Linked DNA regions of Homo sapiens: region 1 is linked to region 2. Evidence: chromatin loops called from intact Hi-C (ENCODE). Cell type or tissue: natural killer cell. All regions are shown on one strand. Links, peaks and the distances in the headings refer to the core of each region. The heading gives the core; the rest is flanking DNA.

Region 1 (15,218 bases), core at 7,059-15,058, 60 kb before region 2:
CCTTACAGGTAAGAAGACTGAAGTTTAGGGAACAAAAGTGACCCCTATCAGGTTGCTGTCAGAGCTGAGGTTCCCTAACTCCTAGGCTGTGCTCTGTTCACCACACTGCAGTGGCTGAATGGGCAAAGCTCTGGACGAAATGTTACTCCATGATGCTGCTGGAGCTCAACTCATCAGTTCACACAGATTTTGGCAGTGGTTCCTACAGAATGACAGGAAGCCATACCTGGCCCTTTCCAAAGTCCGGGTAGGCCAGTCCCTGCTCCTCCAGCACCCTGGCATCGATGACACTGCACTGAAATTATTTGCATCCTTGTCTCATATCAGCCAGCCACTGTGTCTTCATCTCTGCATGCCTGGTGTTTGTCACAGTGCTTGGTGTGCAGTAGGTGTTCAAAAACATGCTCACACCTGTAACCCCAGCATTTTGGGAAACTAAGGCGAGCGGACCACTTGAAGCCAGAAGCTCAAGACCAGCTTGGATAACATCATTAGAATTCCATCTCTAAAAATAAAACCTCAAGAAACCAATTAGCTGGGCATGGTGGCATGCACCTGTAGTCCCAGCTACTACTCAGGAGGCTGAGGCAGGAGGATCACTTGAGCCCAAGAGTTCGAGGCTGCAGTGAGCTATGATCATGCCAGAGCAAGACCCTGTCTCTAAAATACAAAACAAACAAACAAAAAAACATGTGCTGAATGAAACAATAGCGAGTGTCTATTTGAGCACTTCCTACAAGCCAGGCGCTGCTCCAAGCACTTTACATGCATTAACTCATTTATTCATTACAGCAACTCTATGAGAAAGGCACTCTTATTATCCCATTTTATAAACGTGGAAACGGAGCCACAGAGAATTTAAGCAATATTTCCAAGACCACACAGCTGGGATATGGCAGATGAATGTGTTAATGAGTGAATGAAGGAATACATTTTCTTTCTCTGGTTACTGCCAATCATGCCACCCAGTCTGTCTTGCTAGTGACTCCTTGGGTGGAAAGGGTGAGCAGTTGCGAAGGAGTAGGCTCCCAGGTTCATTCATTCATCCCGCAGATCATTATTGAGCATCTCCTCTGTGCCAGGCCCCAGGGGTTGGGGATACAGCAGTGAACAAAACAGAGATGGCCTCTGCTCTCAAGGGCTTCCATTCCAATGGAACACATAACCATGTCATATGTCAGGTGAAGGGAAACAGAGCAGGGTCAGGGGACAGAGTGAAAGTGCACAGGGCTGCTTTAGATAGAGGGGGACCAGGGAGGGACCTGAAAGAGGTAGGAGGTAAGAGGCGGGAATCGTGTTTATTCGAGGGGCAGCAAGGGCCAGCCAAGTCCTTGAGGCTCTGTGCCTGGCATGTCAGGGACAGAAAAGAAGCCAGCGTGACCGGAGACGAGCAGGTGAAGGGGAAGATTGGGTCAAAGAAGTAGTGTCGGGAAAAGGGACAGATCATGCTGGTGGTATGAGCTACTGTGAGGACTTTGGCTCTCACTCTCAGTGAGGTGGTTCTGAGAAGAAGGGTGATGATTTGACTTGTGGTTTGCAGGATCTCCTGGCAGAGCAGAAGGGAAAGTGGCCTTAGGAGGCAGCTGGAAGCTGCCTACCCCGGCCCTAGAAGCTGCTGCCTCTGAATGGATGGGAGTCATCATCGTCAGCACAAATCATGCCAGAGCTGAGGAAGGGCTGAGCAGGCACTGAGCTGGGCAGGGGATTTCCAAGAAGGACAGCAGGAGGTGAGTGGGCTCAGCTTATCAGTCCCAGAGCACTGACTCTGGGGCCCTGAAAATACCTCCAATAGGAGAACTGGGTATGGATAAGCCCGTGGGCAGCATCCAGCCCTGTACTGTCCTGTTGGGTGGCCACTCACCACATGTGGCTGTGGAGCAACTGAAATGTGGCTAGTTGGCATGAAGATATGCTGCTGGCAAGGCAGAACGCACAGGGGATTTTGAAGATTTAATACAAAAGAAAAGAACAAAGTATCTCATTCATAATCTTTTATACTGATTACACGTTTTTATTTTTGATTGTTTCAATATAATTTTTTTTTAATGTAGAGATGGAGTTTTATTTTGTTGCTCAGGGTGGTCTCGAACTCCTGGTCTCAAGGGATTCTCTGGCCTCAGCTTCCCAAAGTGCTAGGATTACAGATATGAGCCACCAGGCCTGGCCCTGATTACATGTTGAAATGACAATTGTTTGGGCATATTGGTTAAAACATACTATTAAAATTAATTCCACCTGTTTCTTTTCACTTTTTCTCATGTGATAAATAGACAAGATTAAGTGAGATACGTGGCTGCTGTTATATTTCTATTGGACAGTGCCGATGCTGCTCAGCAACCTCTATTTCAAAGACAAGAAAACAAAATTCCACTGGGAGGAAGGGTTTATCACAGGGCTTGCAGTTGGCTGAGAGAACAGTGGTGGAAAGAGCAACACCAGAGGTGGGAATGTGGGGAGGTGGGGGACCCTCTGGGTGGGTCTGGTTTGTCTGAGGTGACTCCTAAGTGTTCCTTGATGCCAATGATACCATTATGAAATAATGATTATGGCAACCATTTACTGAGTGAGCACTGACAGTGTCAGGCGGAGTGCATAACTGCAGTGGCCCCATCCTCAACAACCCTGCAAGATGAGTAGGTTTTTCTTCTTATTGTTTGCACATAAAGAAACTGAAACGAAAGAGTAATATGCGTATGGTTACCTGGCCATCCTGCTAGGAGTGGATGAGGAGGCTCCTGCTCCAGGATCTTCAGGGTTCAAGCCTGTATCTCTCCCCATACACCTTCAGGCTGCAGATTAGGGAGGCCTGTGTTCCTTGTCAGAAACTCCCTATAACCCTAGACCTGCTATCTGGCAATGGCAGTGCTGTCCTGGCAGTGTGTAGACAGACTTTATACCCACCATGGGGAGGAAGCAAATTTCAGGAAGCAGTGGGCTTGCCAGCTGGGTGCAACTTTGGCATTGTGATGGGGGCCGGCTGCTGGACGCAGGAATGCCTCCTCCACCCCGGTTGGGCTGCAGAAGCACTGGGAACATGGGGCAATGCCTGTGACTGCTTTCCTGGGAAGGAAAGTGGGGAGGGAGGAAGGGTGGGGGCCAGCAGCTGGCCACTGCTGTTTTTAAAACAAGCAGCATGTTGCTAAGAGGCATCAAGGGTTAAAAAACAAAAATCCCAAGCAAAACAAAAAACCCAACCACCAGAAAACAGCTCTCCGGGAAGTCTTTGGCACTGTCTTAAACATGCTTCCCAGCAGTAAGGCCTGGCTCTAGGCAAGAAAGGATGGAAAGACACCAGTTTACCGAGCCCCTCCAGCAGGCACGTAGCATTTGTTCTGGATACTTCCAAACACACCGTGGGATCTCATTCATGCGGCAGCCCAGCCTGAGAGAGGATATTACTCCCAGTGCAGACAGGGGAGGAGAGGCTCAGGGAGATGTCAGCAAGTGCTCCAGGGTCACTCAGCTACACTGCAGCAGGGCAGGCAGCCCACACCATTTCAACCTACATTTGTGTGACTTGAAGACCCACCATGATTCTCTGACATGACTGGTTCCTAAGACCTTCCTGGGGCCCAAATGCTGACAGTGACACCTGTGTGGATCCGCTCCTTCAGCTGCTGGCTGACTGTTGGATGAGGAATGAGGAGGTAGGCTGGTTCTCCATTAAAAATAGTGAGGAAGCCTGGATGTGGTGGCTCATGCCTATAATCCCAACACTTTGGGAGGCCAAGGCCAGAGAATCACTTGAGGCTAGAAGTTCGAGGCCAGACTGGGCAACAATGTATTTGCAAGACCCCAGGGAGAGAAAAACTTAAAAGTTAGCCAGGTATGATGGCATGTGCCTGTAGTCCCAGCTACTTGGGGATGTGGAGGTGGGAGGATTGTTTGAGCCCAGGAAGTTGAGTCTGCAGCCAGCTGTGATCATACTACTACACTCCAGCCTGGGTGACAGAGCAAGACTTTGTCTTTCAAAAAAAAAAAAATAGTGAGGGAGATCCCATCTCTCTCTAGGTTCTCCTACTTGGCCATATTCTTCAGAACTCCTGACTGGACCGTAAGGATGCTCCTGTACACCAAGGGGTCAGAACTGGCTGTGAAGTCACAGGCATGTCCCTTCTGCTCTCCAGGAGTTGGCTGCTAAAATAATAAAGACACTTCCACGTACTGAGCCCTCGTGCTGTGGGCTCCTCACCTTCAATTTGCCATCCAGTCTTACAGAGGTGGAAACCAAGGAGTGGAAACCTAAGTCAGGCTGCTGGTAAGCGGCAGAGTCAGCACTCACACTCAGATGTATCCCTCTGGTTCTAACGGTGAGCTCTTTGTCATGGGGTGGCGCCTCAGATGACTTCTGGTGCTCATTTCCCATCCCAAGGCCCCCACTCCCAGATCAGATGCTGCCAACACTTGCTTCAGCATTGATCCAATCTGCCAATTGTTCCCTGATCAAGTAATTATTGAGAACCCTGCTTTGATGATGTCACTCCCTCACTCCATAACTCTCTACACCTCCCCAGCACTTCATGGAACATTGGGCCAAAGTCTTTAAAGATCACCCAGGTAAAGAGTTACCAATTACATACCCTGAATTTAGCATTGTATCTTGCTATTTCTTCACAGGCATTTTGGCTCTCTCCCACCAAGACTCTGAGAGTTCGCTGGCCAGTGACCATTTTTGCCCTGTGTTTTTATCTTATCCAGGGTATCAGACAAACAGTAGATGCTGGCTGATTAGTCTTCAGAAGCAGAATTCTTGAACTTAGTCAAGGGCTCCTAAAGTGGCACTTCTTCCATGAAGCCTCCCCAGATCCCTCTAACAGTTATGACATTTCTCCCTCTTCCTCCACAATGCTCTGTATCCTTTGCAACATGTCAATGACTCCGCATTTTATTACAATCTGTGCAGATGTGGAAGTGAGGACAGCAGACAGGTTGGTTTTAGAGCTGAGTGTAGGGAAAGGGTGAGAGTGGAGGAGGAAAGCTATGAGTGTCGGGACCAAGCCAAGAGAATAGAGTCCATAGCCAGCTCCGGGGGGGAGGATTCCTGGTGTCCAGCACAGGATGTGGCTCATAGCAGGTGCTCATTTCATAAGTGACCATTGAAATAACTAGCTAGTTCAATAACTGCTCAGACACAGGTGTGTGGTCAGTGGTGGCTGGAGGTGGGGGCGAACTTCCCAGGCAGGAGGGCTGGCAATGCCCCAGGATGGAGCCCAGCCCTCTGCACCATGCCAGTACCCTTGCCTCTCACCCCACCACCTCCCACAGCATTTCAGACCTCTCATGCATGGGGCTGGCTGATGGCAGTTTTTATCCTGCCGAGTACAGCCATAGAAAATTGAGATCATTTCTCTGCTGTGTTGGCAGCTGAGAAAATGGCCATTTTTCCTATTTCCAATCCAATAGTTCCTTGCTTTTGGAAAAAAGACCCCATAAGCCAGCCTCTCTCCAGTAGAGACAGGGCAGGGGACAATGTGGTCATCCTGGGGCAGGTCACCTCCTTGGCTAGGAGGGTGGGCTGCAGCCGTCATGCGGTGGCAGGGCTCCGGTTGTGGGTGGAGGGACTACCAACTAAGGCATTTGCAGACATAGAACGGCAACAGGCAGTAAGGTCAGAGCAACAGGTAACCCAGGGCCTTTGCGGGGTGCTCAGGGACTCAGAAGAAGTTGACTTTGCAGTCCCTGAACACAAGGACCCCCACACCTGCCACTATTGCACTCCCCAAATCAGAGTGGTGTAAGATCAGACAGGCCAAACAAGTGCATGTAATCCCTGCCCCTGAACTGATTTTTTGTAAAGGCAGGTAATTAGTAAGAAAATCCAAATCTGTGAAATACACTGAAGGTTGCTTAGCATCCCATATGCCCTGGGCAGATGAGAACAGCCGGCATGTGGCCTCCATCATGACAGCTCCCTATTTCCCTCAGCCTGCCAGTCACTGTGACTACAAGGGCGCCCCTGGCCCTTTCCCCTCCCTCCTGGTCCGTCCAGGTGCTCTGCCCCGCTGGCCTCCTTGCTGTTCTTTGAATGGTCAAGCCCACTCCTCCTAGGGCTCTTATCCTGACTGGTCCCTCCACCCCGAAGGCTCTCAGATATTCACTTAGTTTCTCTCTTACCTCCTTAACGTCTTTGCCAAAGGACATTCTATCAACTGATCATTGGTATTAATGCTACGCATCCCTCCCCTGACATACACACCCACCTCAGATTTCCCAATTCCCCTCACCCTGCTTCCCTGCCTTTAAAATAAATAGCACTTGCCTGTAATCCCAGCACTTTGGGAGGCCAAGGTGGGTGGATCACCTGAAGTCAGGAGTTCGAGACCAGCCTGGCCAACATGGTGAAACCCCATCTCTACCAAAAACACAAAAATTAGCCAGGTGTGGTGGTGCACACCTGCAGTCTCAGCTACTCGGGAGGCTGAGGCAGGAGAATCACTTGAACCCAGGAGACAGTGGTTGCAGTGAGCCGAGATGGCACCACTGCACTCCAGCCTGGGTGACAACCAGGGTGACAGAGTGAGACTCCGTCTCAGAAAAACAACAGCAAAACAACAAAAACCACTCGTTGCCTTTGAACATATATAATTCACTTATTCAATGAATTTATTATTTACTGTCTGCCTTCCCCACCCACAATATACATAAGAATGTATATTGTGCATCCCTCCTCTGACAAACATACCCACCATGAATGCAGGGATTTTTGTTGTGTGCGCTGACTACAACCAAATGCCTAGAACAGTGCTTGGCACGTAGTAAGCGCTAACTGAATACTTGTTGAGTGACAACGTCTCTGTGTGCCTGTATGTGCACAATGATTCATTCATTGATTCATTTGACAAGTCATCAGTTGCCTAGTTTATTCCAGACATCACCTCCCAGACAGACTCTGGGAATACAGAGGCAGAGAAAAGATCACACACGTTCCAGGTCTATTTGAGCTTTTGGCCAGCAGGAAGCCAGGCAATGCAGAATTAAAACCACGGCAAATCTGCAATGAGTTGCAGTGGGTAGTGGGTCCTTGTTCTTAGAATAGGGATGGGCTTCCAGGAAGAAGTGGTGGATATGCTCTGCCCTGACAGCTGAGTAGGCAATGGAGTGGAAGAGTGTGAGTGTTCTGGTCAGAGGGAACAGCATGCACAAAGACTGTGACATGCAAAAGAGCATGACTTATTCGAGGGACTGAAAGAAGCATGGAGGGCAAGGGAAGAGAAAGGCTCAGAGGAAACTGGAGGGTCAGTGGGCCCTGACAGCACCCGGCAGGACTCACTCAGGTATAAGGGCCCGCATGGCTGGCTGCCTGCATCTGTGCTGATTCTGTTGGCAGGAGACAGAGAGGTATGGCAAGAAGACCTCCGAAGGCAGGGTCATGACTTCAAAAGCCAGTGCAGCCAGGACTCTGTTGAGCCTCAGCTTTGCCTTGCATAAAAAGGGGATCACAGTGCTGCCTTCACATAGCAGCCAATGTGACAAACAAAGCCATCATGGATCTGAACTGCAGAAGAGTTAGAATGCTCAAGCTTAGCAGTGTGTGGCCGTGACTGAGTGGGTGTGCACATGAGTGTGCACCTGTGCTCCTACCTCCCACCAACACCATTCTTCCACCATGACAAGGCCGCTGCATCACCTGTACCAAGCTACTAAAAATACACTGGCTTCTGGACCAGAGCCAGGCTCCCCCAAAACCCTGGGGGCTGAGGTAGGGAAGGAGAGACCAGGAGGGGCTGAGAAGGTTGTGGGGTCCTCAGTCTCTGGGCAAAGTGGTCATCAGTCACTATCAGACCCTCACCACGCAAGGAATAAAGGCTACCCCTGAGATCTGGAGCTGTGCCTCCCTCATCTTATTGGGGCCTCTCTGAAGATGGAAATTTGCCTCCCTTGTTATACTGGGTGCTCCCCAAGTGCAAGAACCATTCCCCCCCACTGCCACAGCTTTTCTTCTTCAGAAAAAGAGAGAGGTTGCCGCTCTGTGACTGTGACTAATTCTGTTTAAGGGTTGGCCAGCTCCAGGGCTGTGTTCCTGGGGAGGGGTTTAGGAGTAAGGTGGGGTATCCTAGCTGCCTGTTCTCTCAGGGCCAGGGCCCCGTGGGGTCTGATGTTCAGTTCTGGGAATTCTTGGATGGAGATGCTGCTGAGAACCTGGACCATTTTAGGAGTCATCCTATCCATCCTGGTAACCTCATTCTCCAGCTCCAGTGGTCGTGAAAGATAGGCCCAGGGAAACAGAAAATCTGAGAAGTTCTGCCAGCAAGCACACATCCTGCCCACTGCCGTCAGTTTGAACTGAACAAAAAAAGTCATGTAAGAGAAGAGAATAACCAGCTGCTCATTCTCACAGGCCAAAAAAAGTGTGGGTGAGAATGCAGCAGGAAGGATTACAGTTTGATAAAAAGCAGAACTTTTTGAGGGCAGGTAATGTCCTAGATAATTTAGGCAAAAAGAGATTTTCTTCAATTATCTTTTCTACTTCCCTTTTTTTTTTTGCATTGAATTATTCATCCTTGCACTCATTCATTCGTGCAACAAGCATTGAATTATCTAGGTAACTGCTTCCATTTTCCACTTCATCTTGCTGGGTTGTCTGCTAGCCAGCAGGGCCTGGGATGGAAGTGTGTATGGCAGAGAGTGGGTGGGAAGTGGTGGTGGTGGGGAGCTGAAAGGGTCAAATGACACAGCAGAAAGGAGATAATGATGCCTGGACTCGGACTGTGGGTGCTGAGACCACTCTAATGGCTTGCTTGTCCCCCCCCACTTGTTGCAACATTGGCTCACTTGTCTCAGTCCCCCCTTTCTCTGGGCAGTGCATTTGTCCCCCAGAGACCCGTGCAGTAGCTAGCTGAGTGTTGGTGCTCTGTGATACACTGTCCCATCCTTGGGGACTGCTGGAGTATGGCAGAGCCAGCTGAATTGGTGATAAGAAGGCCTACTTTTCTTTTCATTTAAGAAGACAGAGAAGGAAAAATTTTAAAGAAATTTATGTTCCTAAAAACACACACACACACACACACAACTGGTTCATTAATCTCTTATTAAAATTCTGTGTTGAGCATGGGCAAGGAAGAAGTAAGGAAGACCCTGGGGAGGAAACGGGGAGGAAGAATACGATTCTTCCACTTGTTAGCATCGGCTGCAGGAATCAGGGGAGAGAGGCGTGTGCTTGGGGAGAGAGGCGTGTGCTCTGACAGAGAAAGATGAGGGAGGTAAGAAGGGGCTTCTTCATCATAGAACAAAAGAGTTGGGAGGGGGCTTGGAGGGCACCGCCCCCTCACATTTGGGAGAGCAAGAAAACAAGACCCAGAGAAGTAGGTGAAATTCCTGTGGCTACACAGCAAACTGATGACAAAGTCAGGGTTTGAACCCAGATATCCTGTATCCTGAGGACTGTGTGATTTCAAACTGCTTTGAATTTCAAGACTTTGGACCTTTGTCTCATTCCCCCCAGTTGGACTTTGAGCTACTGAAAGAGCTGGAGGTCAGGTCTGGAATCCCTCACATTTCTTTCATAGCACTTGGTAAGGTTTATTAATGAATGCTACTAGTAATTGATTATCATGACTGCTTGCAACCAGAGGCTGGCTTGAGGCTAGAAGCCCATCACTGGAAGAAGCTGCAGAGAGAGGGGATAGTAGAGGTGATGGAATCTGTTGAGGAGTCTGGGGCAGACAGCCCCATTTGGGCTCTGGTGCTTGTTCTGATTCCAGAACAAACTTGCAGAGTGAGCTTGGCCAGTCCCTTCCCTGTGTGTCCATTTCCTCATCCACATGAGGTTGGATTTGGTGGTTCCTCTTTCAGTGTTTTGGACATCATTATGTGCAGGGCAACAAGGTGAGACCCTGCCCGCTACTACACACTCCCCTGCTCCAGGTAGGTGGGCCAGACCCCAGTGGTGGGAGTTGGTGCCTCTCAGGGTTTCAGTTTCTGCAGCATCGCCAGCACTCACTACCAATCTCAAGTCCAGGGTCTGTCAGTTCCAGACAGGCCCCCGGCAAGGGCCTAGGAGACACCCAAGTCCAGCTCTGGTATTCCACAGTGGCCTTATCTCCCACAGCGAAGCACCAGCCGTCCTCAGAATGGATTCCAATAAAGCTCATTTCCTGCCACCAAGTTTATAACACATCCCCACCTACTGGTCTTAAACATTAACAAGGCTATGTTGTGAATACGGCTGCATGTGGCCAGAAGAAAGATGGGTGTGGGAGAGGCGAAGCAAGCATCATCCCTCACGCCCGGCAATAAAGGGGTCTCCCAAGGGCTGGTGCTTACCCTGTCCTGCTGTGTTCCTCCTGCATCTCCAAAAGGGCTCAGGGCTTGGGTGATCGGGGGATGGGGTAGGGGTGTGGACACAACCCGCAGGAGAAACTCAAGGTTGCTGGGCTGGGGATCATGGAGGTGAGGACACGTTTTGAGACCATGTATTCAGAATGACCCTGGACACTACATTTGTATCCTGTGAGACCATGTCATAACATGTCACCGGAGACACATGGGTCTTGTATGTGCCCACTCAAGGGGCATGGCATGGGCCTGCTCCATCCTCTTGCTCTCTTTGTGGTATCTCTGCCTGTCTCCTCCCCTGCCCCTCTTCTGCCCTCTACCCCAGAGCTCCCTTTTCAACTGATGCTGGGAGGGTCCCTCAATACAGAGTTGTCCTCCTACCCCATCCATTTCTTCTGAGCACCTGCTATGTGTCAAACACTGGAGAGCCATGCAAACACATAGAAGACATGGCTCCTGCCCTAAATGCAAGAACGTGGGGATCAGGAGGATTGCACAGGTAAGCATGCCCATGTATACCCCTCACACAGCAGCCTATGAGGAAAAAGTGCTAGAAAAGTAGCATGAAGTACCAAAGAAGTCATGGAAAAAGTTCATTTATTTCTATCAGGGTATGGGGACTGCTGGTGAGAAGCTAGGGGGTAATCTACGGAGGCTCCCTGGAGGAGGTGACATTTGAACTCCGCTTTGAAGGTTAAGTAAGAATTTCTGGAGGCAAAGTATTCCAGATGGAGGGGCTGGTGGGTGCAAAAGCAGAAAGGCAGGAAAGTGAGAAAAGCAATACCTCATAGGGCACACGGAGGATGGCGAGAGGCCAGTATCTTTGAAGTAAAGATGTGGATTTGGACAAGATCATAAATGGCTTTGGATGCCAGGGCAATGAGTGTGCCCTTGATCCTAGAGGCTGTGGGGAACCAGTAATTGTTCCTGAGTAGTGAGCTGACATAATCAGCCCTCTAACAGATTTATCCACCACGCTGACCCCTAAACTCCTATTCAAACTAACAGTGGGGCTGGGAGTCTCCCCAAATATTAGATACAAGAAAGTGGCCTTCACAGATGTTCCCTGGAAGAGGGCTGGAGACTGGGAACAGTGTAGAGGTGCCCAAACACACCACTCTGCCTATCTCATGGGCTGAACTGGGCCCTGAAAAGGTAGTAAGGCTCCATTCACACATGGTCTCTGTCCAGGAGTCCTGGCAGAAACTGGAAAGGGGAAAGAAAGGCCAGAGACCACGCTGCCTGTGGAAGATGGGGAATGTGAGGGAGGCAGCCCAAGGTCACCCTGCCCGGTGGCGCCAGAGTCAGACTGAAACCCAGGCTACTTGGCTCCCAGTCTGGCTGTGTGGTCAGAACCCTGTGACCTCAATTGCCTGCCAGGCACAGAAAACTGCAACTGTCCCTCTATCTCCCAGCATTTTAGAAAAGCCCCGGAACCCCAACCAAGAGTCAGTTTAAAGGGAGACTAAGTCCCCGGACCCTATTCTTAACAGAGGGAAGGGGTGGCTACGTGGGTGTCAGGCAGCCCTGGAGGAGGAGGGCAGCCCAGGCAAGATGGGGTTTTATTGTGGGGGGATTTCTATCATACTGGCCTTACCCATCTGGGGGATCCCCCAAGTTTTAAGTATCTGCTGGCACCCTTCTCTGAGGCAGGGGAGACTGAGACATGCGATGGAGAAGAGAGTTCAGGACTCAGGGAAGGAGGTTGGAAAGGAAGCCAGATAGTCAGGAGGGGAAATGTCCGCTCAGTAGGGCGATTCAGACCCTACCTCCTCAAATACCTTCTTTCTGCTCAGGCAGCCAAGCCCTCTGCCCTAGGTGTGCTGTCACTGTGTTAGGCACTGGCTGTGTGGAGAGACAGGGAATAAGCCCATGGCTCTGCCTCCACCAATCCAGGACTACTGGGGCACAGAGAGGGCACTGGTGCCTAAGGAAAAAAGGAGGCCAAGGCCAAGACCAAGGGAAGGCAGCCAGGACGCTAAGGCCCAGCTGGAACTGCGTCTTAGGAACAGGCAGGATTCTGGCAGGTGAGGAAGGGAAAGGGATCTTTAATTCCAGGCTCAGGGATCGGGAAGGTGGGCAGAGGGACCCTAATGACAGAGTTTGAGCTGCCCATCATCAGCGTTTGAGGTGACGCCATGGTTGGGCTTTGGGAAGGGAACTCCGACAGCAAGATGTAAGAAGAGGGGAAGAACCCACCTAGACTCAGGCCTGGGTTTCTGGGCTTCCTCCTACTGGGCAGGGAAACTCCCTGCCGGCCAGTGCTAGGTCACAAGTGCAGCCCATGCAGCTCCAGTGCGCAGACAGGCAGCCCACCTCCCTCTCCCCCACCTTCATTCTCAGTGTTGCACACAGAGCCTAGAGATTTCTGGTTCCCCGCTATGCTCCCACTTCGCCCCACCTCACCCTCGCCCCCCTGCTGGCTCGCTGCTCTGCCTATTCCTCCCATAGAGAACTGAGGTTAGCTGTCTCTGGTGAACTGAACGCAAAACAACCCCCCCTGGTGTTACCTCAGCCGGGAATAACCAAGCCACCCATAGAGGGAGGTCTGCCTGCTCCCCGCCCCCCTCCTAGCCCCAGGACCCTACGATTCCGAGAGCCCCTCTTTTTCTTATTCTCTCAACCTTGAGAATGCGCTTTGGTCAGGGTGAAAGAGGCCGCTGGTTAGAGACCTTGGGCACACTCCTGGCGAGCTTGAGCAGGCTCTTAGGGACTGGGCAGATCTGGGCAAGAGCTGAGCCCGGCACACCGAGGGCGCTCCACCAATGCGGAGAGCCCACTGCCCCCTCCATCTAAGCGCCCTCCATTCTGCCTGAGGCTCACCCCTCAGCGTGGAGCATCGAAACACCCCCGCCCCCCAACCCCGCCACGCCTTGCTGGTTAAGAAAATGTATCCCAGGTCGGCTGGTTTCACGTTAGGAGGGAGCAGAGGGCCCCGCTTCTCCACTCTCCTTTCGGAGCTCTCTCCCTCCCACCTCGGTCTGCTCCCCTCGCCTCCTGGAGCGTCTCCAGCTTGCGGAAGGCCCGCTGCAGCCTCCTTCCCTCTGGTCTGATTTCCCATTCTTGGGGGCTGTTCAAAAACCCGCTGCCCCCCACCCGTATGCCCGCTGTCCCACCGCCAAAGCGCGCCAACCTCAATCCCTCCTTCTCCCACCCCCTTTACCGCGGAGCCCGGGGCGAGCCTGGGGAGCAGACGCAACAGATTGCAGAATGCGAGAGCGCGGAGCCCGCTCCCTCCGCGCGCGGCCCGCGGCCCACCGCCCCGGCCTGTGCGGGTGCCCAGACCCCCGCCCTCCGGGCTCGCCTAAGCCGGCCATTTAGATGCAGCTCACAGGACCGCGGGCGTGCGAGCCGCGGCGGCTCCCCGGCCCGGAGTCAGTCCACTTCCCTTCCCGAGGACCGCCGCAGGAAGCGAGGCGACGGGCGGCGCGGCCCCGCACCGGCCTGCGCGCCCGGGGCGAGGAAAGACGCGATCCCGGCGGATCCCAACAGCCCCCAGCCCGGCCGGCTGCAGGGAGAGACGGGGGCGGGGGGCGGCCTGGACGCGATCCGGAGGATCCCTCGGATCCCTCTAGATTTCCGTGGGCGGACACGACCCCAGACCTTCGGGTTCGAACCCTTCTTTATAACCAGGAGAGGACTGGAGCGACACCCTCCCCCCACCCTTTTCTGGCGCCGGGCTCGGTCCCCTCAGCTGAGCTCGCCGGAGGGCTCGGGGGCTGGCGGTAACTCGAGCTGCAGCCAGAGACGCCAAACCCGGAGTGGCGGCTGCGAGTCCAGGGGGTGTGGGTGCTCCTCTCCCCAGTCTTCCCCGTACCCCCTCCAGTGGCGCCTGCCGCATCCTCACCCCCAGTCCGCGCCGCGACACTTACCGTGGGCGAGTAGCGCTGAGAGGCAGAGCAGGGCGGCGCCGCCGCGGCCCGACATCCCCGGGGCCATGGCCGAGGCGGGGGCGGGAGGGGTCCGAGAGAGCAACAGTCGACGACGACTTGGCCCCAGGCTGGGCTTGGTCACATCCAACTCAGGGCTGCCGTGGCGCCCGGCTGTCTCAGATGCAGCTCCGGGACCAGAGAGTGCAATTCGGGGACACTTTGCGGGGAGGGGGCGTCCCAGGCGCTGGCGGCTACACCCTCGGAGCCGGTGGGGGCGCAGCTCCGGGCGGGAGGAGCCTCCACCTCCCCCAGCTGGTGCCCCCTGCAGGATCTGCGAGGCGCGGGGGGAGCTGCACGTGCAGTCCGGAGCCCGGTGGCCGCGGGCGTCCCGGGGGCTACCTAGAGCCCAGTGCTGAATCTCCCGGCCTCACGGCCCAGCTCGAATCCGAACTCACTCGAGGGTGCCGACTTCCAACGCAATCCCCAGTTTCCTCGGTTTCGGTAGTAACCGCACATGGATAGCGCCGCTTTCTTCCTCCAAGCCCCTGCAGCAGCCCAGCATAAAAATCCCAGGTCAGGTGCAAATGAATGCTGTCTTTCTCAAAGAAAGAGAAAATCCAGACAACTTTAATCCATCTGGAGAAGGAAAAGTTTCCGTGCGGTGCTGAAACTGGCGACGCCGGTCGCCACCACCCTAGGCGACGCCCAGACCGGATGCCCGAGGCGGGCGGCCAGATGTTTGTCCCCTCGCAAGGCTCGCTCCTCCGCTCCAGCGCGCTTTCTCCAGTCTGGATCAGGGCCCAGGCTCCACACAGGCCGGCTCAGCGCCTCCTGCCCAGGCAGCCGCTCGGCGGCTGGGGCAAGGGTGGCGCGGCCAGAACGGGCTGCCCCATGTAGATGGGGCTTGGAGAAGCGAGGGAGCGAGAAAGCCGGCTAATGCGCCCTGCCCCGAGCCCTTCCTGCCCAGGACGTCGACTCCAGCTTGATGACCATAAACGCTGTAAGATGCAGAGGGGCTCCTGCAGCTCACGGCAGCTCCGGGCCACCCCGCTAAGGTCTCGCTGTCTCGGC
Region 2 (15,888 bases), core at 4,643-12,642:
AGTCCCCCTTGCCACATGAATCTCTAAGCACCCTAGGCCTTGAGTGTGGGTTGAGAGCCCCAAGTGTTTCTAGATGCTCTTTTCTTTTCAGCAGTGCTGACTGCCCTGGACTCACACAAAACAGCATCACTATCAGGATCACGTTAATCTTTAACTGGAGGGAGCACGGGGCAGAGGAGAAAGGCAGAGGTTTGGGAACCTGCCAGAATAAGTCAGACTTCATTAGCATCATAATAAACGGATACAACTCCCACCTCCTCAAAGGAGCAATTCCTCCAAGGTGGAAGGGATCTATTCCTCTTCCATTCTCTTTCTTCCTTCCTCCTTCCTTTCCTTCTTTTCTACCCTTCTCCTTTTATTCAGCTGTTCACCAATGCAAGATGCAATGGGTCTTCTGTTATTTAGTTGTTTTTTTTTTCATTTGAAAAGCAATCTACATACCAGTCCCTGGACACATAGAATTTCCACTGATAAGACACACAGTCCCTGCCTTTCTGGAGAACCTGTCCTAGAGCTGGAGAGAGACAACAAAGCAGTTTATTATGCTGCACTCTGCTAGGTGTTCCAAAACAAGGCAGCCAGCATGGTTAACTGTCCATTATCCTTATGGCGACCACATTTTCCCAGCCCCACATCAGGACAACTGACCCGGCAAGCACTCATGTACCTAGGGAGACAACAGAATGGAATATGGGAAATTGTGATGGCCAGCAAAAGTCTGGGCTATTTGGGCATCTTAATTATAGCATTGATCTCAATTTACCTGACATCAGATTTATGTGTGTGTATAGATGGAGTGAGGATTAAAAGAACAATAGTGGATGTATTTCAGAGGGCATGCTCAGGTATCTTTGATGTCTTGACCTTTTCATCAGATGCCACCAAGAATCTGTATTTTTGTTTTCTTCTTTAATAAAATTTTGGGAAATTTTAACCCTGTTACAGAGCAAATAGAATCAGATTTCCGTCTTTGCAATAATACCCACAGCTGATTCCATGCACTTGTGATAGTTGTTTATGTTGCTGACTGCTACCCTGGGCCCCTCTCTGGGGAGTAGGGCTGTGTAAGGGTGTCTAGCTTCCTCATTGGCAGGACAGGAAGTTCCTTGAGAGCAGGAATGGAGTCTTATTTATCTTTATTTTTCTATCCCCTCCAGTGCACTGTACAGCCCTTAGAATAAGGTAGAGCTTAAGTAGGGCTTGTTGAATTGAATTATTGAGTAGACAGGCTTGCGATGGGAAATAAACAAACAAAAGAACCAACGCCTTATAATTCAATGCTGCTCAATCTGTCACTTGCAGACCAAATCCCCAGCTCCCTCGGATGGCTGGAGAAGGGAGCTCCCAGACATGGAGAGAGGGATGTACCTGGCACTGCACTGTGCACACAGGATCACACTCATCCTTCCTGCATCTCTGGGATGGAGGTGCTCTTACTAACAGGTTAGGGAGCTTCAGTCTCCCAGGGAGGACCTGGAGAGCTGGGATTGGGCCCGTGGCCTGCCTATCCCGGCTGTACCCTTTTCCTCCCAGACAGTGCTGTCTGGGTCAATGTTGCTATGACTCCTCCCCTCCCCTGGCCCCTCACGATTCCTGGAAACAGCCTGCAATCCCCTGACCTCTTGATCAGTGGCTATGGAAACAATATCTACTCTGACCTCTGTAGTGGCTTTGCTCTCCTTATTGGTCCCAAGTTTCTAAAATATGTCAGTGTAAAGATCTCACCCAGAGTCCTGTAGCCATCAAGGGCTGTCTCACTGGTTTTTGGTTATAGGAAGGAATTTTGTTTCTTTGGCCTTCTTTCTGTGTGTGGTGTCTGGCACATAATAGCTATGCAATTCCTGCTTGTTGAAAGAGGAAGGAAGCAGGGCTGGATTGAACAACTGAATTGTCCTGGCTTGGGTCATTCTATAGCCCTCCATTCTTTGGACAGTGGAGGCTCAGCCTGTGAAAGCAAAGTAACCAGGAAGGAAGGAAGGAAGGAAGGAAGGAAGGAAAGAAGAAGGGAGGGAGGGAGGGAGAGAAAAGACCAATATCTCCCCTTTTTCCCCTACAACCCTCCCTCCCACAAGCTGTGTACATTTCCCAAGAACAAATGTTTACCCTGTGGGCTAGCCCCTAGCACTCAGAGTGTGGGCCATGGCCCAGCAGTATTAGTATCTCCTGGGAGGCTATTAGAAATGCAGAGTCCCAGGCCCTACCCATACCTACTGAATCAGAATTCTCATGTATCAAGATATTCAGATTTATGTGCACATTAATGGTTGACTAGTGCGGGGCTAGATGACCTGCACTTAGAACCTTGTCTATTCCTCTAAGAGACTAGTCAGGTTTCCTGAACATTATAAGGAAGGCATTGGAGAGGATTTTAATACCAGGACCTCAGGAATGGAGAGAGGAAACATCTTGAGAGGAGACTAATAATGATTTTTATCATCATAATTGCTAAAGTTTATTGAGCATTTACTATGTGATAGGCACTTGACATTCATGATCTTATTTAATCCTCACAACAACTTTATCAAGGAGATATCATCATTACACCCGTTTCAGAGATGAGAAAACTCAGTCTGGGGTGATAGAGCAATTTGCCAGGATCATACAGGGAGATTTGAGTTATTCATCTAACTCTGGCTTCTCCTTGTTCTATAATGTTGGCCAAATGACTTTGATCTCCAGGCCAGGCTGACCACCCTTTCACCTTCAAACCAGAGAGAACAATGCCCAGAGCCTTCTCAAAAGCAGACAAGGAGAAGGATAGTAAGTACACAAGTCTGCAAGGTCCTTCAGAGCTAAGATGTCCTATTTTCAATGCAATAGAATCATTTAACTGATAAACACGGAGGCAATGTCAAGATGGCAATAAATTGCCTCGCTATCAGGCAAGGCCTTTGTGTAACGTTCAAAAGAAACTAATTAAAGAAATTTTTCTTTAAAGTATATTTGACCCAGACATTTCTACATCGGCCCAGGATGCCAATCCAGTTTGAAAACTTGGTGTAAAGCTTGCATTATTAATGCACACTTGAAAAATGATATTGCATATTTGCCTTAGAACATTTTGGGAATGGGGGAGGATTAAATGTATCTCTTGAGGATTTGATCAGGGAAGGAAGTGGAGGGTGGGGTGATGCCAGAGAAGGCCAGAGAAGGTGTGCATCCTTGTAAAACATCTATCATAAAACTTGGGTCTTTATCGGAACTCCAGCGTTCAGATGACTGAGACAAATTTTAAAGAGAATTTTTTCACATCTAATACATAAAACATGATCTCCACCATCTCTCTCTCTTTAAACAGCTTTGTTAAATAGTCAGTTGAACGACATCTCCCTTGCTGCCATGAATCCATTAGGGAATCATATTTACATAGGGGATTTTACTTGACAATCTCAAATCACTTGGAAAACATCAACCTTCTCGGCCTCTCAGCACCCTTTGGGGAGCTGTATGCATACTCCTGGTTTATTTCTCGCACCCTCGTGTGGTGACAGTGGCTCCCAGAAAAGTGGACTTGGCAGAACCAGTGCCCCAACTAGTGCTTTCCAGGATACCTCTCTCAGGGCTGCCCCCTGACTCCCACTTGCTGGATTGCTTGGACCCATGGAGATGGGCATGGGAATGGGGCTGGTGCAGCTCCTGCCATCCTCATCCTCATCACTCAAATGTACACTGAGCAGGCATGGAGACTCCAACAAGGAAAGAAGCTGGCATCTCAACAATGACGGCAACAGTAAGAGTAGCTCATGTGTATTGCTTAATATGTGACCGGCAGCATGTTAAACACTTGGTGTGGGGTTGCCCAGTAAATCCTGGTGAGCCTGCGAGGTGCTTCTAGTGTTACCTTTACAGCATCGATGAAGAAGTTGAGGCCTAGAGAGCTGAAATGATGGGCTCAATTCCCACTCTTAGGAAGACAGTCTCAAGCCCTCATTTGTCTGTTTCAGTTCACACTCATCTACACTATCATGATAGACCAAAGGGCATTATATGTACAGAAGGAGTTTCAGGAAGGGAGAAAATGGAACTTGAAGCGCTTTGTCATATATGTATTCAATGTGTGCATTCAGCAAATGCCTCCAGCTTTGGCTCCCTTCCATTCCATCCTAAAAGGCTGAGATAATTTTCTTCTTTTCACTTAAAATAGCCTCTATCTAGATATGTGAAGCAGCTAGCACGGTGGCTTGCACACAGTATATGGTCAATGACGTGACTTCCCTTTTCCATTTGTAGTCCATGCACACATGCTGACACTCCCTAATTCCATGAATCGATATATTTCTTAAAACGATGCTCAGAGGAGGATTCTGAGAACACAGATGGGACAGGACTATGGCCGTGGTCACTTTAAACGTGGTTTGCCACGTCAGCAGAAGCCATTGAAAGCAGAGGTAAGGTTTCAAGGAAGGAGAGGGGCCTGTGAGGCAGGTGGAAATGGACAGAGTGGTGGATGGGCAGCAGAGTCGAGCAAGGTGAGGACGGATTTGATATTCTGCTGTGTGAAAGCAGGCAGGGCTGATGCTGAGGAAGAAAATCACCGATAGCCTAAGGGCCATCCTGTGTAGCTGTGCAGGTTGTGCACTGCAGAACTTTAGGGGGCGCTGTTCTTACCACCCGGGGAAGGGAGGCCCTAAGCGGACCCTGCACAGTCAGCAGGGGCCTAGGGAAGGACCTTGCCTGCAACATTTACTGAGTACTCATAAGAGTGGAAGCATGTGTGGTGGGGAAAGGGTTTTTAAGTTGGGCCTTTTAGTTAGAATTTTGACAGATGGAAAACAGGGAGGGGCAAAGCCCAGGTGGCTGACTCCTATTCGTCCTTTAAGGCTGAACTCATGCCTCCCCTGTGCTGGGACCCGTTCTGTGGCAGCAGCTGCGCCGCCCTTTTCCTCCTACAGCACCGGACCTACCTCACCCTAAGCTTCACCACCCCTCCCTGAAAGGGTTCATTCCCAAGTTCGTGGAGTCTCATGGTCCCCCTCCCAACCCCCCCGAAACCCACCATCCCGCCTCCACTACCCTGTAAGCTCCTAGAAAGCAGGAACTATGTTTTTCACTCCAGTAGGCAGGGATTAGCAGTGGTGCTAGCACATAGTAGGTCCTGGCACGCAGTAGGAGTTGAATGAACCAAGTAACCAATGTATAAGTACAGGAAGCTGGTGTGGGGGCCAGTCATGCGGGCAGGATGGCCAGTGTACAGCCAGGAGATGCCAAGGTCCCCAGAAGGGGCAGTGGACCGGGATGAGAACAGGCAGAGCTCAGGGACCTCCCGGCTGTGGGCAGCAGGGAGGGTGGAGAGAAACCCAAGGAATGTCAGCCACCCCACGTGGAGCTGGGGGCTATGCTCAGGAATCTAACACGCAGCTCAGAGCCAGGCGACAGGCTCCAGCCCTGTGTCTCTGAGCCTTGTTTGAAGGCTGATGATTTTTTAACGGTGTTTGTCTCCCTGAGGGTCGGAATTCAGGAAATGCCCCTCTCTAGTAGAAAAGAGAAGCGGCTGGGAGACAAATATCTTTTATCAGATCAAAAAATTAACATGTGAAGCAAAGCCAATGCTGCCGGGCATTCTGGGGCATGGAGAGGCCAGAGACCCAATGATGTCTGATGACTGACTGAGGGACAAAACAGGCAGTCTTCCGGGGCCAAAGCAGGGGAATGCCCTGCTCTCCAGCTCCTGCTTGCAGGGGCCTTCCTGAGACACATGGGCTTGTTTATTAAGGCCTCAGAGGCACTGACACCTGCTCTCCTCCCCACAGTGGGAATTGGACCCTCCTGTGGTTGCCACTTACTGAGTACCTAAATCCCAACCACCCTAGATGTGGGTGGGAACATAAATAGATGCTCAGAGAGGCAGTGTAGACAGTGAGAAAAGCAGTAGACACACCTTGTTCAAATCCTGGCTTCCACTTCCTGGCTGGGTGACTAGAGGCAAGTCACTTAACCTCTCTGACTGCCTGTCAAAAGAGCTAATGAGTCCTTCTCATACAGCCGTTGTGTGGATTCAGTGGGACACCTTCTGTAAGTCAAGTGTCTGGCGCATAGTAGGTTCTCAATTAATTACAGCTGTTATAAATGATTAATAACCTCGTGTCTCCTCTCAGCCTAGCTCAGGCTCTGCTGCCTGCTGCCTTCAATGTCCCTGACCCCCACACTTGCTGCTTCCACCTCCAGCCCCACTCCTCCTTCCAGGCCTAGCCAGAGGGCTGCCTACTCCATGAGCCCCAGGCCAGCTCTTCCTGTAAGAAGGGTCCTCCCCTTAGGCCAGGATGTTCCAGTTTCTCTCTTCCAGCCTCAGCCACCTACCCCAGACCCCAGAATAACACAGTGAGACCTGAGCTCTCAAGTTGGACACTCTCTTTGATGTCTCTGTGCCTCAGTTTCTTCATCTGTAGACCTGGCAGAGTGGCACGAAGGCCTTAGGTCTGTGTTCCCTGCAGGCAGGAGGCAGGGAGCAACATGTTCTTGGAATAGGGGGTGCCCATGTGTCCTGAGCACCACCAAGTAACCCCCTTTCTTTGAGACTCATAGAGGCTAAGGGGCTGGGTGGGGGCCATGGGGTAAGCAAGAGGCAGAGTTGGGGTGTGGGGCTAGGGGGGCTGCTCCCCAACTTCCAAGGTCCTCAGAGGGGCAGGAACCAGTGTTAGATGTGGAATACTCCAACTATCTCCTTGTCTTACTTCCTCCCCTCAGCTTCCTGCCCCCTCTGCATAGTCGGCTGCTTTCTTCCCTCCTATCTCCATAAAAACCCTCTGGATGCTCTCCATCCTCCTCTGCCGGCATTATCGGTCTGGCTGTTATCTCTCTCCCTGGAAGGCTGGATGCTTCACATGCCTCCTGCTTCCTGGGCATTACAGCAGATTCCTTATAATGAGCATAATCTTCACATTAATCCAGGGCTCCTCTCTGAGGGACCCAGGGTGCCGGATGGGCTTTACTGAAGCCCTCCTCACTGGAATCCACTGGGGAGGAAGCAGGTAAGAGGAGTATTTTCCCATTTCACAAATGGGGAAGCTAAGGCTGAGACACCTGGTGCCCGGATCTCTCCCTAGATCTCCCCTTGCCTGGGAACCAAATATCAGCCACCCTCCCCTGGGGTTGCCTCAGCCTCACCAGCCGCATCCCCTCTCCATGGCTTTAACCCCCCAGCCCACAGATGCCTAATTCCTCCCTCCCACCTCACTTCCTGGCTGGCTGCCTCTCCCAGCCTCTGCCCTGCCTTTAGGCAGAGTTTGAATCAGCTCCCCTTCCTGCTTTTCCAGCCCCACATGCCTTCAGATCTTTCTTGAGGTGTGCCTTCCCTGCTTGACTCTAGTGATCCTGGAATTAGGGGCTCCCACACATTGTCCAAGGAGCTTCTCGGTACATTAGACCAGGGTTCTTAACTGCAGGGGTAGGGGGGACGGTGAAAGTCTATGAACTTCTGAAATTGTAGGTCAACATGTCAGTGCACGGATACGTGGAAATATTTCAGAGGGAGGGTCCACAGCGCTAACAGAGTCTTCGAAGTGGTCTATTGTTGCAAAAAGGTTAGGAGACATCGCACCAGCCTGCGAATGACGGGAATCACTGAGGAACTGGTTGCTTACGCACAGTGCACACAGAGGGCAGCTTTATGCTTTGTCTTATCTGGGGCCTGTGGCCTCTGAGTAGGGCATCTCTGCCTGGCTATTCTGCCTTGGAGACTCTGACTCTGCCCTAATATGCTCCCCATCCCCAGCTCCAAACACCTTTCTTCTGCATTTCCTCAGGGACTGGATACCGGCACACAGGTTGACTTCTCCCTTGTGGGGTCAACTTTTCCTCTATCAAGATGCCTTGGCCATTTCTGGGTCCTGGTCTCTCTACTGAGACCGGTGCTACTCAAAGTGTGATCTGTGGATTGGCATGTTGGGTTGTGCTGCTTTAGACTTTATCCAGGCAGTTCATTTTGTTTCCCTTGACTGTGCTGTTTCCCTCCCTGCCTGCCTGTCAAAATCCTGTCCATCGTTGGACAGGCCCAGCAGTCCCAGGCCCAGCTCCAATGCCACCTCCTCTGGGAAGCCCCAATGGATGAGAGCTGTCCTTCCGATTGCCCTAGAGCTGGCTTCTTTCCTCATTGACAGCACTTACTGTGCACCCAGCAGTGCTCCACACATAGAAGGGGCTCAAGAAATGCCTGGCGTGCCCTTCGTTGCTCCTGTTGAGGAAGAATTCACTCATATATTCAACTGTGCATTTGTTCAACACATTTGTGCCAGACATTGTGTTGGGGGACTAAACAATGAAAGGGACAACAACGTGGTTGCCCTTACAGAGGTTCTGGTCAAGGGAGGCAGATGGACACGAGGACAGGCAATGGTCTCAGCGTGAGTGATAACTACTGTGTTTGGGGTCAGAGGGTATCCTGAGCGCATATGAGAAGGGCACTCATTGCCTGAGGAAGATGGGGTCTTCGGTGAGACCTGGTGGCATAGTTAGCCAGCGCCGTTGAGGAGTAAGGAGTGTTCTGGGAAACAGGGAGAGCCCACCTTAAGTGTGGAGCCTGCTGTGATCCAGAATTTAAGGCATTTCATCTGCAGAAGCAAAGGCTGTGGGAGGAGAGGAGAGGAGAGGAGAGGAGAGGAGAGGAGAGGAGAGGAGAGGAGAGAGGAGCCCAGGTCATGGAGGGCCCAGTAAGTTTGAAGAGCTTGGACTTAATAATAAGAGCTGGCATTGGGGAGCTGTGCTAGTTACTCTGCCTGTGTCACAAATTACCCCAACACAGAGTGGTGTAAAACAACCATTCATTATGCTCCCAGAGTCTATGGGTCAGGAGTTGGGTCAAGGCACAGTGGGGAGGACTTTTCTCTACCCTATGATATCTGGGGTCTCAGATGGACCATTCAAGGACCAGGGGCTGGAATCTGTCTGGATGTTGATGCTGGTTTCCTGCTGGGGGCCTCAGTTCCTCTCCACATGGGCTGGAGTCCAGGTTTTGGCCATTCAACCTGGCCTGGGATCTGTGTCTGAGACTTCCCTACTACATGTCATATTTGTCTTAACCTCCTCTCTTCCTGAAAATGCTAGAGGTAACCTCCTCTGGGAAGCCTCCCCGCCATCTCTCTGGTTAAGGGGGCCACTTGCAGCCTCTGCCTGAAGTCATTTGTCTCCTTGCCTGTCTCCCCCACTAGTCTGAGACCTCCTTGAGGACATCTTCCTTATGTCTGATTCCCCGTCACCTGGCATACAGAAGATGCTAGATAAATGTTTGCTGGATTGTCAACTAAACACGAGAAGGTTGGCCTACCAGGGTTGGCATGGCATTGGCTCTTTGGCTTATCTTTGTTGAATCTGCCCTTTTAATGCTGCATTTTACCTGCCTCCTTTCTAAGCTCATTTAGGTCAAATATTTATAACTATTATGGGGCCTCATTCCTTACCTAGGGCTTCCACTCCTGCCCTCTTCAAATTACTCTCTACAAAGCAGCTCCAGGAGGCTGCATCAGATTTAAATCAGAGCATGTCCCTGGCTCAAAACCCTCCAATGTGTTTCCATTGTAAGTGAAATCCACAGCCCTTTTGCAGCCTATGGTCTACAAGGCCCTGCATTATGTGCCTCTGCCTTCCTCACTAACCCCATTTCCTAGACACCCACCTCCCACATTTCAGTGACACTGGTTTCCATTCTGCCTGAACAAGCTAAGCTCCTTTCTGCTTCAAGACTTAGTATTGCTATTCTCTCTGCCAGGAACACACTCCCTTCATCTCCTTGCTTGGTCATTCTTTATCACTGAGACCATAGCTCGAATGCCACTTATTCAGATTTTCCCTGAACTCCTAGCTTATGTAGTATCCTCACCCCAGCCACCCTCTCTTCCAACACTCCTCCAATTTTCTGCATAGTTATTATCAGAAATAATCTAGTTTCTCTACCTGTTTACCTTGACACTGCTGGTCTCCTTCACTGGAATGCAAGCTTGCTCAGGGAAGGATCTTGCTATTCATTGCTAGATATAACATTCAGAACAAGATTCTGACCCATAAATATTTGTGGAATGAATAAATGCATGCATGGAGACCCATTGTACAGATGGGAACATCTAGGCACAAGTAGCTTGCTGGCTGAGGAGTCTGTGGCTCTAGGCCTCCAGCCCCGCCCACCTCTTCTTCCTTGCTTTGGCTCCCATCCTTCCTTTCCCACCCACCCCTCCCTCTTGTGTGGTGCCAGAGTACTCCTTTCTCTCCTCAGCAGCCTGGGCTGGGAAGGGTCGGCTGAGCTGGTGAACACAGGCGAGCAGCTGCAGAAGCATCGCAGGAAGTGAGAGAGATCCTGGTCCTGGGGGAGCGTTAAACTCCTGACTTCAGGGGGAGGTGAGAAACAGGCAGTTGTCTCCGCCTGCTTGGAGCAGGAGGAAGGCTCTTCTCCTGGTGTTATTGATGGATCAGATGCAGAACTGCAGATTATGCTTCCTGCACGGGCTTCCGTGCCCACCTCGTGCAGAGCACCCAGGCCCCAGGAGGAAAGATGCTCACCAAGGAGTGGTTGGCCTGCTCGCTTGCTCACTCCCACCCCAGGATTTATGGTGCTGCCCTTGAGCAGGAGTCTCTGATGGAGATATACCGGCCTGCTTTTCTGCCGGAAGTGGGCCCTTCCGATGAATCTGAGCGGTGACTGTAGCAGCCACCATGCAGGAGGCAGGAGATCTACGGCCCTCTCTCCTGGCCCTCTACCCTCCTGCCCATCCGGCCCACAACCACTTAGCCTGGAAAGAAAGGCCCTGACCCTCTTGGTCCCTGTGCAATAATAACCCTTGGCAGCTGAAGGACGGCACTACCTAGCTCCCTCCTGCTGAGCTCCTGAGAGGACAGCTGGCTGCCAATCAGTGGTGTAAGTGGCTGCACATTACCAAGCATCAGCTGCTCTTGTGGTGCTGTCCACTCCCAACAGCAAATCCTATGATGGACCAAATGTGGAACCCCAGAACTTGTGCCTAGATTTTCCCATCTGTGCAATGGGTCTCCATGCATTTATTCATTCAACAAATAGATACGTGTCAGGTCTTGTTCTGAGTATGGTATCTGGCAATGAACAGACAAGGTCCTGCCCTGAGCAAGCAGGCGGGGCTGGGGTGGGGGGACTCACATGTACTGATGGCCCCTTCCAAGTGCCAGGCATGCGCCACATGCTGCCTGTTCACCTCTGTCAGTCCCCTCGGCAGCTTTGAGAAGTGAGCGCTGTTGGCTCTCGTTTACAGACACAGAAACTGAGGCTCGGGAGGGGAAGGAGGGGCTTTGCTTGAGTGCCATGAGCATGCGTCGCTAGTTAATTTTTCTGTCAACCCTAAGAGGTAGGGCCTACACATTGTTACTGCCTCTTAGAGATTAGGGGCTTGAACCTCCATGTGGGGACAGAAAGGATGGGGAAGAAAGGATGGGAGCAGCTATTTGTAGAGCCTTTTGTACCAGACACCGTTAAGTTCTTTATGTGTGTTTTATCATTGTCACAGTGAGTCTAGAAGGTAGGTGGGTACTTATATTCTCATTTGATTAATGAAAACTAGGGCTCAGAGGGGTTTGGTAACAGCGGGGGCTGGGGAGAGTTATCCTCTTTCTGCATCTCACAACCAGGCCAGCTGGGATGCTTCTTCAGGACCACACTGTTCAACATCTGCTGGCAGGAGGGGAGTGGTGGCCTTCATTTTTAAAGACCAGGAACGCTGCACCCCTTTCCCTACCTCTCATTGTTGCCTCCTGCCGCACTACCTCCAGCCTTCCTCAGGCCAGGGGGACGAGGAGGTGATGTCTTCTGGCCTAAGCGGGCAGGAATGTCTTGGCGGCCTCCCTGTGATTTCCCTCTGCTCAGTCAGAGTCTGTCACACTGTCTCCTCCCCTCCTACCAGACTGTGCCAGCCCTGGGAGACTTATGGAAAGACACTTTGATCACAGGAGCCCAGGGGAGCTGTAGCAAGTGGGAAAGTAAGATAGCGAGAACATGCAGGTGAGAGTTTTCTATCCAAAGCCGGATCAGAGATTCCTGTTCCCTGCGGTTATGCGGGGACTTGCCACTGTCAGGCAGCAGTGACCAATACAGATACAGACAGCAGGGGCATGACCAACACAGATACAGACAGCAGGGGCAATGTGTAAGCCTGTCATTAGCAGAGGTCATTAGGCCACTGGGGAGGCCTTCTATGGCTTGGCTGTCACTGCTCTGCCATAGTCATCACTTTTTTTGGGGAGAACCAAACCTCGCCTTTACTCCTTGTCACCCCATCGGCTCACTGGAATCACAACATCAGAGCCAGAAGAGCCCCTAGAGATCATCTTCTTCACCCCTTTGGTAATGGACAGGGAAACCGAGGCCAGGGGTGAGTTATTTGCCCAAGTCACGTGGTTTCCCAGTGGCAATGCTGAGATTAGGATTTGGAGCCCTGGTTTTCTGGGCAGGATTCTTTCCATGACAGGAGAGGAAGTCTGGGGTAGTAGTTAAGTACACAAGCTTTGGGAGCAGAAAGATCTAGGCTCACATGCAGGCCCAGCCCCTGGCTTGCTGCTGTATGACCTGGGAGGGTCTCAACCTCTCTCTTTCATCACTGGATGCACATGGATCAGGACCGTTGTGCGACCTAAATGAGAGGTGTACCTAGGAAGAATTGGGTAATGTTTACTGCTATCACCACTGTCATTGCTGTTGGGGCTTCATGCTCCAGGCAAAGCAGACAAGGAGCCACTGCATGAGTGTGGGGGGAGGTGGGTGCAGAGTGCACAGGGCAGGCAGCCTCCTCCCAGAGAGTCTGGGTCCGTTTCAAGGGCCTGGACTTCTTAAGGGTGCTAAACTCCCAGGAGGGTCAGATACCTGACATAGAGGCTCTTATTTATTCCTCCCAACAGCTCTGTGAATTGAGTGGAACTATCCCTATTTTACAGATGAAATTTACAAAACCAAGGTCCAGAAAGTTTCAGCAACTTACCGCATTTCCCAGTTGGTGAGAGGTAGGGCAGTATCGCAACCCTGGGACTCCTTAGTTTTTTCTGCTCCACCAGTGGCACCTGAGACCAGCCTCGCTGTGCTTGCAGGGCATGAGATGGGCGGCTGACTCAGCTTAGAACCTTCAGAGATGCTGAACCCCACCCTGTCCTGGCCTGGATGGGGGCCCCCATCTCTCTGGGCTGTCTCCTGGGCTAAGCTGTGTCCAGCTTCACCCAACAGAGGGCGCTAAGGCCCTGGTTCTCTGGCCAAGTCCTGGACCACCAGGTTCTGCCTGGTTTCCATGGAGACAGGTGGGGTTGAGTCGCCCCAAGATGGTGCTAAGGTGAGAACGCGCTCTCTTTTCTTCCTCTGCTGCTGCCTGTGCTGTTGATATTCTTGACTTAGGTCAGCTTGGGAGTTTTGGCTTGGGAATAACACAAAATAAAACAGGATGGAGTTTCATAGTAAATTACTTTAATTTTTATGGTGCTGTGTGCCCTGTTTCCTGACAAAGTAACTCTATATTTAATAGTTTACAAGTAGAATTTTTCTCTTTGGGTGTTTTGGTTCTCCATGCCCCCACGCTGTCACTTTATCCCTGCATGCCCTCCTCCTTCTAGCCTCCATTCGAATGATTACAGCCCCAGAGAAGAAGCTCAGAAACCATGGAATCCACCTCAAATGTTACAGCAAGGAGCCTGGGAGCCCAGAGGGGTGGTGCCTGGGCCCAGGTCACACTGGGGGTTGGTGGCTGACTCTCAGAGGCAGGATTTGATTCCAGGATCCATCTGGGATCCAGAGGCCCCACGGCTGCTGGCAGGATATGCAAATGGGTAGCAGGCTCAGCCCAAGTTTGGGGGTGCCTAGTCTCTAAGAGTGAGCAGAGGCCTAAGGGCCTGTTCTCAGAGCTGACCATCAGGTCTGTGATGTCCTCAACTCACTTTCCCTAGTGCCAAGGCAGAGTTGGGGAGCCCACCCTTCTACCCCACTCCACCTTTATTCAGATTATCCTTCTGGGACCCCCTGTCCTGCCACCTTTGTTCTCAAAGTTCACATTTATTGGGAGGGAGGTCCCTTTGAGGTCACCTTTGAGGTTCTTGGTAAACTTATCTCTATTAAAAGGCTGGGGTTGTGGGATTGGATCCCCTAGTAAGGTACTAGCACACTTAAAAACTGCTAGGCTGGGTGGAAGGGAGGAGAGGCCTCCAGCAGCCTCAGAGTCCCCAGGGATATCCTGGGCCCCGTATTCACCTGGCTGCACCCCTCCATTCCTGCAACTCCAGGGAGCTAGCGCTACTTGCGAGTCATTAGATGAGGTGTTTGAAATGCGCATTCCTCCAGGTGTGCCAGCACCAGCAGCATCACCTGGGAGTTGGTTAGAAATGCACACATTTGGGCCCTACTCCAGACCTACTGAATCAATGTCTGCTGGACAACGATATCCAAGGGTGATTGCTTGCATGTTGGTATTTAAGAAGGGCTATTTGAAACCGCACCTTGAATCTTCATCCATCCCCATTTAACAGATGCAGACACTGAAGCCAGGGCAGTTAAATGGGCAACCCCAGGTCATGGCGTTAATAAGTCACAGGGCTTGGGTTCAGATTCCACCCTTTCTGATGCCAGAGGACTTTGGAGGATGGGAGGTTTTCAACAGAACAAGATGGGGGAGAAGCGCCTTTGGGAAAAAGGGACAGCTTGAGCATGGAAACATGAGACAGTGAGGCTGAGGGAAAGTGTTGTGATGGGGGTGAATTTAGGAAGTGGATTGGTTACCTGGAAAGGGGCCTTGGCTCTCCTCTGGTAGGTAATGGAGAGCTATTATCTGGGAACAAGAGAGTTCATTGAGCCTGTAGGTCCTGCCTTGCAGGTGAAGTTGGGGCTGAGATACATCCTTGGGACATTTTCTTAAGGGCCCTGGCTACAACTCCATTCTGGCCTCATACCTGAATTATCTAGCTCTGTGAGAGTGAAGCAGAGGAGTAAGTGGGCAGGCCTCTGGGGGCTTGGACTGCAAGGAGCCAGGTGGGGACCATGGGAGGAGCTCTGGATGGGCAGGCAGGTTCATGAGCCCTGAGTCACCTCTTCTCCAGTGGAAACACCTGCAATGCCCTTATCTAGATCTTGAGGGCTTGGTTACCAGTTCCTGTGCCACACTGAGCCGCCTCTGTGGATGTGCTTCCATGTGTCACTACTCTGCCCAAAGCATGGGGCTCAGGATGGACCCCCACCATAGATCCTGCCTGATTAGAGAGACCAGGCTATCTGCCTTCTTCCTGGGTCTGGGCACTCTACATCTAGTAATGTAACCTAACTCTAGCATTTTTAGCAATGGATTCATTGTAGGGAGTATTGGCATCAAGTACAGTGGAAGGAGCCGTGGGCTCAAAAGCAGGAGACTCAGGTTCTACCTATTTCCTCCATTCTTGTCCCACAAGTCAGCTCAGACATAGGACCACTTTTCCCATTCCTCACTCTCTTCCAGTCACCTCATTGCCACCCTCCACCTCAATCAGCATCCTCACAAATGATGGCACTTCCTAAATCAAATTCTTTCAGAGCCAGAAGCTCATGTCCTCTTTAGGGAAACCCAGTGGTGAGATAGGTCAGATTTGCTGTCCCCATTTTACAGATGGGAAGATGGCAGCCAATGAAGGTTAAGGAAGTGACTTACCCTAAAACCACACAGCAAACAAGGGCTTAGGCCAGAAACCCGGGCTCTTGACTTTGAATCTACAGCTTTAAAATCTTGAGGATTTTTAATAGTTTGTCTTGGGATACCTCCTAGAATGTGAAACCCTGGGCTCAGGACTTGAGTCTGTGTGCCTGGTGCTGAGCCCTGGGGCTGGCACCTGGCAGGTATTCAGGAGTTGTGAAACTGCTTGTGTCTTATGTCCCCTGCCCTGGGCCTAGCACAGTAGGAGGCCCTGATGAGGATGTATTCAGTGGATGTCCAAGTGCTGACC

Evidence for each region. A loop is a pair of places that touch in the nucleus more often than their neighbours do. Peaks named below come from ENCODE experiments on the same cell type or tissue, not always from the same donor. Only the 100,000 strongest peaks of a DNase experiment are listed, where the experiment ranks them.
Region 1: a loop joins it to region 2, with 6 times the contacts of the local background. A loop is called at or near these places in 1 of 110 quality-filtered maps.

The regions. Positions count from the first base shown.
Region 1 is chr17:34,580,073-34,595,290 of GRCh38, reverse strand. It overlaps TMEM132E (transmembrane protein 132E), which reads right to left. Exons shown (of 9, transcript NM_001304438.2): 1 at 14,148-15,218. The coding sequence starts at 14,214. Among named protein-coding and RNA genes, the nearest start is that of TMEM132E, 8.1 kb to the right of the region's middle. RefSeq lists an enhancer at 3,006-3,506. In natural killer cell, for the core only: no CTCF peak of the experiment used is centred there; a DNase peak (open chromatin) is centred at 10,110; H3K27me3 peaks cover 2,674 bases.
Region 2 is chr17:34,516,755-34,532,642 of GRCh38, reverse strand. No RefSeq gene overlaps it. Among named protein-coding and RNA genes, the nearest start is that of TMEM132E-DT, 55 kb to the left of the region's middle. In natural killer cell, for the core only: no CTCF peak of the experiment used is centred there; no DNase peak of the experiment used is centred there.